2 separate regions of the Homo sapiens genome follow, and region 1 is linked to region 2. Evidence: chromatin loops called from intact Hi-C (ENCODE). Cell type or tissue: GM12878. All regions are shown on one strand.

Region 1 (4,000 bases), 140 kb before region 2:
TTATACTTTAAGTTTTAGGGTACATGTGCACAATGTGCAGGTTAGTTACATATGTATACATGTGCCATGCTGGTGTGCTGCACCCACTAACTCGTCATTTAGCATTAGGTATATCTCCTAATGCTATCCCTCCCCTCTCCCCCCACCCCACAACAGTCCCCAGAGTGTGATGTTCCCCTTCCTGTGTCCATGTGTTCTCATTGTTCATTTCCCACCTATGAGTAAGAACATGCGGTGTTTGGTTTTTTGTCCTTGCGATAGTTTGCTGAGAATGATGATTTCCAATTTCATCCATGTCCCTACAAAGGACATGAACTCATCATTTTTTATGGCTGCATAGTATTCCATGGTGTATATGTGCCACATTTTCTTAGTCCAGTCTATCAATGTTGGACATTTGGGTTGGTTCCAAGTCTTTGCTATTGTGAATAGTGCCGCAATAAACATATGTGTGCATGTGTCTTTATAGCAGCATGATTTATAGTCCTTTGGGTATATACTCAGTAATGGGATGGCTGGGTCAAATGGTATTTCTAGTTCTAGATGCCTGAGGAATCGCCACACTGACTTCCACAATGGTTGAACTAGTTTACAGTCCCACCAACAGTGTAAAAGTGTTCCTATTTCTCCACATCCTCTCCAGCACCTGTTGTTTCCTGTATTGATGGTACGTATCTCAAAATAATAAGAGCTATCTATGACAAACCCACAGCCAATATCATACTGAATGGGCAAAAACTGGAAGCATTCCCTTTGAAAACTGGCACAAGACAGGGATGCCCTCTCTCACCACTCCTATTCAACATAGTGTTGGAAGTTCTGGCCAGGGCAGTCAGACTGGAGAAGGAAATAAAGGGCATTCAATTAGGAAAAGAGGAAATCAAATTGTCCCTGTTTGCAGATGACATGATTGTATATCTAGAAAACCCCATCGTCTCAGCCCAAAATCTCCTTAAGCTGATAAGCAACTTCAGCAAAGTCTCAGGATACAAAATCAATGTACAAAAATCACAAGCATTCTTATACACCAATAACAGACAAACAGAGAGCAAAATCATGAGTGAACTCCCATTCACAATTGCTTCAAAGAGAATAAAATACCTAGGAATCCAACTTACAAGGGATGTGAAGGACCTCTTCAAGGAGAACTGCAAACCACTGCTCAATGAAATAAAAGAGGATACAAACAAATGGAAGAACATTCCATGCTCATGGGTAGGAAGAATCAATATCGTGAAAATGGCCATACTGCCCAAGGTAATTTATAGATTCAGTGCCATCCCCATCAAGCTACCGATGACTTTCTTCACAGAATTGGAAAAAACTACTTTAAAGTTCATATGGAACCAAAAAAGAGCCCGCATCGCCAAGTCAATCCTAAGCCAAAAGAACAAAGCTGGAGGCATCACACTACCTGACTTCAAACTATACTACAAGGCTATGATAACCAAAACAGCATGGTACTGGTACCACAACAGAGATATAGATCAATGGAACAGAACAGAGCCCTCATAAATAACGCCGCATATCTACAACTACCTGATCTTTGACAAACCTGAGAAAAAGAAGCAATGGGGAAAGGATTCCCTATTTAATAAAAGGTGCTGGGAAAACTGTCTAGCCATATGTAGAAAGCTGAAACTGGATCCCTTCCTTACACCTTATACAAAAATTAATTCAAGATGGATTAAGGACTTAAATATCAGACCTAAAACCATAAAAACCCTAGAAGAAAACCTAGGCATTACCATTCAGGACATAGGCATGGGCAAGGACTTCATGTCTAAAACACCAAAAGCAATGGCAACAAAAGCCAAAATTGACAAATGGGATCTAATTAAACTAAAGACCTTCTGCACAGCAAAAGAAACTGCCATCAGAGTGAACAGGCAACCTACAGAATGGGAGAAAATTTTTGCAACCTACTCATCTGACAAAGGGCTAATATCCAGAATCTACAATGAACTCAAACAAATTTACAGGAAAAAAACAAACAACCCCATCAAAAAATGGGGGGAGGATATGAACAGACACTTCTCAAAAGAAGACATTTATGCGGCCAAAAACCACATGAAAAAGTGCTCATCATCACTGGCCATCAAAGAAATGCAAATCAAAACCACAATGAGATACCATCTCACACCAGTTAGAATGGCAATCATTAAAAACTATTTTTTCATAGTGTTTGTTCATTTTACATAGCCATCAGCAGCACATGAGAGTTTCAGTTCCTTCACAACCCTTGACACCATTTGGTGGATCAGTTTTTTAAATATACAAGTTCTTTCTTGTTGGTGTGTGGTCGTATTTCATTATTTTAATTTTCATTTCTCTAATGACTGGTGCTGTTGAACATGTTGTCAGTGTGCTTATTAGCTGTTCATATGTCTTCTCTGGTGAAATGTCAAAGCTTGTGCTCATTTTTCATTTGGGTCATTTTGTTAATGAGTTGTAAGAATTCTTTATATGTTCTGGATATACATTCTTTGTGAAGTGTATGACTTACAATCTATGGCTTATCTTTTCAGATTTTAAATAGTGTCTTTGAAGAATGTGAGTTTTTAATTTTGATGATGTCCAGTATATCAAATTTTCATTTTATATACAATGGTTTTCATATCTAAGAAATTGTTGCCTAACACAAAAAGAAACCACAAAAAGTTTCTTCTGTGTTTACTTCAAGAAATGTTTCAGTTAGCACTTAGCATTTAGTTCTGTAATTCTTTTTAACTTTTGTAAATTTATTTGTTTGCATATAGATATCTAGTTATAACATTGTTTATTGAAAAGGTTATCCTTTCCCCACTGAACTGCCTTACCATCTGTTAAAGATCAATTGATCATTGATGCAATGATATATTCTAGACTCCATTCTGTTATATTGATATCTATATGTCTGTTCTTGTGACAGTACTACAGTTTTAATTACTGTAGTTTTATAGCATATTTTGAAATTAGTATAAATACTCCAACTTCTTTGTTCTTTTTCAAAGTTGCCTTTCCATATAAATTTTAGGTTCAGCTTATCAGTTTCTGCAGGATTCTGATAGGAAGTGCATTGAATCTATAGGTCAGTTTAGGGAGATTGACATCTTTACAATATTTTATATTACAATCCATGAATATGATGTTTCTCTCTGTTTAGATCTCCTTTAATTTCTGACAACAAGGTTTTGTAGTTTTTTGCGTATAGGTCTTGCAGTTCTTTTTAAAATTTATTTCTAAGTACTCTTTAAAGCTGCTGTAAATGGAATTGTTTTCTTTGGTTCATTTTTGGATTTTTCTTGCTAGTATGTAGAAATACAGTAGATTTTAATTTATTTCATTCTACAACTCTGTTTTTAATGACCTTGTTAAACTTTCTTACAGATGTTCCTCAACTTATGATGGAGTTAAGTCCTTATAAACTCATCATAAACTCAAAAAGCCATAAGTTGAACGATTATAAGTTGGGGACTGTCTGTATTAGTTTGGATAGGTTTTTTATTATTATTATTTTGGTTCTTTAGTACTTTTTATACATAAAGGCTTATGGCATCTGTGAATAAAGTTTGTTTTACTTCTTTATTTCTAATGTGGATGCCTTTAATTTCTTTGTTTTCTTTTTGCCCTCTTGCACTGGATTGCTCCTTCTATGTAATGTTCAATGGAAGTTGTGATGTTGGGTGTCCTTGTTTTGTTCTCAATCTTAGTGGGAAAGCGTTCGATCTTTCACTACTATGTGTGATACTTGCTGTAGATTTTTGATAAAGTCTCTTCATAGATTGAGGAAGTTTCTTTCTGTTTCTAGTTTGTTGAGAGCCTTTAACATGAATGGACTTTGAATTTGGTGAAATCCATCTTTTTGTGGGTCCATTAAGATGACTGTGGGTTTTACTCTTTATTAATATGGTATGTTACATTAATTTTTGGATATTAAGATAACCTTGCATTCTTGGGTTAATTCCCACTTTGTCATGATATACAATAGTTTTTATTTGTTGGTGGCTTCTTGCCAAGG
Region 2 (4,000 bases):
AGCCCATTCCCTTTTTGCCCAGGATATGTCTAAAAATACCATCCAGGAGCTAGGGCCTGGAATGGGAGCCTCAGGATTCTGCCCAGTTATTCCGTCCTACTATGGCTGAGCTGGTTTCCAAGTTGCAAGACAAAGTCCTCTTTTTTTCTCCTTCTTCTTCTTCTTTTTGAAACAGGGTATTGCTTTTTCACCCAGGCTAGAGCGCAGTGGCATGATCATAGCTCACTGCAGCCTTGATCTTTGAGACTCAATTGATCCTGCCTCCTCAGCCTCCTGAGTAGGTGGGACTACAAGTGTGTGCCACCACACCCAGCTAATTTTTGTATTTTTTGCTAGAGACGGGCTTTCACCATGTTGCCCAGGCTGGTCTTGAACTTCTGGGCCCAAGCAATCCGCTTGCCTCAGCCTCCCAAAGCACTGGGATTATAGGTATGAGCCACTGTGCCTGGCACAGAGTCCTCTTTAGTCTTCCCTCCCCTCTCCTCAAGCATAGGGACGGAGTCTGTACCAGAGTTGTGAGCTGCCTGGGGTTGAGAGAGGGGTGGTGCAAACACTCCCTTGGCTGCCCTGGCTGGTCTCATAGGTCACATTCTTCCCAAGTTCACTGGCTCCGAGCCCAGCACAACACCAGGACTTGCCCAGGAATTGCAGTTCTTGTGGCTTAAACCTCCTTTCAAGTTTATTTAGGTCCCCAGAACACTTTAACCTGCAACTCAGGTTCCGAGTGCTAGGATGGGCGATTCCCCGCTTTCTAAGGTTGGTATAAATGCTCTCTCTGTGGGGGCCAGCTGAATTGTGTCCTGTTGCTTTCCACTGTAACAGGCTAGCACTGATTTCCAAGGCAAAGTCTCACTGCCACTGTGCTTCCTGTCTCCCAAGTGCATAGACTCTCTGTCTGCACCACAGGGTGGCTGCCAGGGTAGGAGGGAGGGGTGGCATCAGCATTTCAAGACTGTCTTTCCTGTCTCTTCAGTGCCTTTTTCAGTGATACGAAGTTAAAATCAGGTACTGTGGTGATTCACACAACTTTCGGTTCTTATTAAGGTACTTTTTTATGTGGATAGTTGTTCAATTTGGTGTTCCTGTATGGAGGACATCTGTGAAGGCTTCTATTTGGCTATCTTGCTCTGCATCAGTTTTTGCGTTTTTCAAATAGGGATAATACTTATTGACAGTGTTGTTGAGAGGATTAAATAAGATCATGTACATGAAAGTATTTTGTAACCTATGAAGTTATTGGGTTTTTTTCTTTTTAGAGATGAAGGTCTCACTCTGTTGCCCGGGCTGAAGCGCAGTGTTGTAAGCTCACTGCAGTCTGGAACTCTGGAGCTTAAGCAGTCCTCGCACCTCAACCTCCTGAGTAGCTAGGACTACAGGTGCACGCCACCATTGCCAGCTAATAGTTTCTTATTTTTTGTAGAAACTGGGTCTTGCCTTGTTACCCAGGCTGATCTCAGATTCCTGGCTTCAAGTGAACCTCCTGCCTTGCCCTCCCAAAGTGCTGGGATTACAAGCATGAACCACCATCCTTGGTCTGGATATTGTTAAAATTAATGTAAAGAAGAAGTTTTCTCTGTAGGACATGAATTTATTAAATATCTAATGAGTGTACTTATGTAAAAGTAGCATGTTACATGATAAGGATAAAGCAGTGAGCAGATAGACGAGCACCTCGCTCATGAAGTTAATACTCTGCTTCTGCACTGTTCAATACAATAGCTTCTAGCCACCATGTTGGACAGTAAAAACACAGAATATTTCTATCACTTCAGGAAATTCCCTTGTAAAGCTTTGCATAGGAGAAGCACACATTAAACAGTTAGTTCAGTAAGTATTTTTAATTCTCTTATGATGAGTGCTTTGAAGAAATAGTCAAATCAGAGAAAGTAATGTTTGTGCTAAGAGCTGAGGGATAAATAGTAATGTTCTAGGTAATGTGGGAGTGGAGGAAGCATTTCAGAAGGAAAAGATGAAGAACATTGCAGAAAGACCTGAGACAGGAAGAAGAGAGAGCTTGAGATCCAGAAAGAACTCATGCATACATCCTGTGTGGTGAAATTAGTCCTGTCTGGAAGGAATGACTGTAATAAGAGGAACAGAGAAGAAGATGAGTGAAATGCAGATAAGCTTGTAGATTTTATGGCCGAAAGTGAAAATTTTCTTGTTCCAATAACTTCTGTTTTCTCTTTGAAATGTAGGATCATCTTATGAAAGCAAAAGAGAGAAAGGAAAGGGTGGACTTTTGAAGAGAGTGGGGAATGTATGAAGCAAACCTTTGTGGATAGTGGGAGAATGAACACCCTAGGGAGATTTAATAAGATCTTGAATCAGTAGTCCTACCAGTATTTTGCATGGTCTGACTCCCCCCACACCCCCACCCCTGCCAGGTTCAGAAATGGAAAAGTCTGCCAGTTGTTTTCATTAATCCAGCTAAAGAAATTAATGCATGCAAGACATTGAGAATGGTGCCTAGCCCATAGTAAGAGCTAAACAAACATTATTACCACGGCTGGGGTTTGTCTAAGAAGAGTAAAAAACAGAACAACAGAGAGGAAATGTAGGACATTTGCAAGAAAATGATTATAATGATGTACTGTGGAATCTACCACAGATAAAAATTTAAGGCAACGGGGATGATATATAGGGGAAAAGTGGGGAGATCTGGTGAGCATCTATTAGTGGATTCTCAAGTAAATAAGTGGAAAGCAGAGGAGGGTTGCTCCAAGAGTGAGGTACCAGGTAGGGGCCACAAAGAAGTAATGCACACAGTGATCTGAATGAAGACTCTTACAGTCTAGGTATAATGTGGTATTTCTTGGTGAAAACTAAATAAATGTTCTGTCGTCTAAGTAAATGATATGAGCAGTAGCAGACTATCCCCAAACTGCCTGTAAACAAACATTTGGAAGTTCAACATTCTGAGAGTTTATAAAGCTAATAATATTCGAAGATTTAAATCAAAATATAAAAACCTGCTCAGGTTCTTATACTCATTTTCTCTGCTCTCATCCTCTGGCCTTCTCCCCCTTCCTAATTCTGTTCTAATTTAAGAATCATACAGAAACTAAAGGCATCAATTGCTCTAGCTAATCCTGTAGATTGATAATACTATCCTCTAGTTCTGTTTTGTGCCATGAAGAATGAATTGGTGGTCATGAATATAAAATAACACTAGCTTTATTGGTTGTCTGGTTTTTTCTCCCCTCAGATGCTCTGTGAAGCATTTTCAAATCCAATACTGAAAGTAACTTGTGTTTCAAAGTGTTTTGGGAAATGAAGATTATAGTCTGTTTCATTAATGTCATTCTTTCCTTTCATTTGGTATTAAAGGCTTCAGCGATTAGCCAAAGATCTTCTAAAACAAGTACAAGTTCAAGACAGTGGCTCATGGGCAAACAATAAAGTGTCTGCTTTGGATCGGACCCTAGGAGAGATCACTAGAATACTGGAAAAAGAGGTGTGTAACTAATATCTGGCTTTTGAACCTTAATCTTTGTGATCCTTTCTCACTATGACAGTACATAGAGCTATAAGGCAGACTCAGTATATACCTTTCTTCTGTGTTTTTTAAAGCTAGTCAATAATAGATGAATTTTTTTTTTTACTTTTGTTCTTTTCAGTTGTTTAATTGAAGCTATTTTCAGGTTTTTTTTTAATTGAAGTCCTCTTTAGGTCATGGTTTCCTCAGTCATGTTTTCCTCACACAAATAAACTGAAATTATTTTGTCAGGAATCACAATAATAAAGATGTATGACTTTATGGCAGAAAATAGAAAACTTTGAATTATAAAGCCTCATAAATCACAACCAGATTTCTACAAAACACCAATATCCCCTGATTCCAACAGATTTGGCAGTTTTCTTTAATGACTTAGAATCATTAAATATCTCAATTATAGTTTAAATATCCTCAGTGATTTTTAAAGTATTTATTATTCACTATAGGAAAATGTTAAACGTACAAAGAAGAAATAAAACTTCCTGTAATAGCAACTGATAA

Evidence for each region. A loop is a pair of places that touch in the nucleus more often than their neighbours do. Peaks named below come from ENCODE experiments on the same cell type or tissue, not always from the same donor. Only the 100,000 strongest peaks of a DNase experiment are listed, where the experiment ranks them.
Region 1: a loop joins it to region 2, with 2.3 times the contacts of the local background. A loop is called at or near these places in 1 of 110 quality-filtered maps.

Annotation. Positions count from the first base shown.
Region 1 is chr15:76,709,779-76,713,778 of GRCh38, reverse strand. The region is part of intron 17 of SCAPER (S-phase cyclin A associated protein in the ER); the gene reads left to right. Among named protein-coding and RNA genes, the nearest start is that of MIR3713, 130 kb to the right of the region's middle. In GM12878, no CTCF peak of the experiment used is centred here; a DNase peak (open chromatin) is centred at 2,238; H3K27ac peaks cover 211 bases.
Region 2 is chr15:76,573,615-76,577,614 of GRCh38, reverse strand. It overlaps SCAPER (S-phase cyclin A associated protein in the ER), which reads left to right. Exons shown (of 32, transcript NM_020843.4): 23 at 3,331-3,457. Among named protein-coding and RNA genes, the nearest start is that of MIR3713, 11 kb to the left of the region's middle. RefSeq lists enhancers at 1,931-1,980, 1,991-2,040. In GM12878, no CTCF peak of the experiment used is centred here; DNase peaks (open chromatin) are centred at 1,064 and 2,074; H3K4me3 peaks cover 305 bases; H3K27ac peaks cover 324 bases.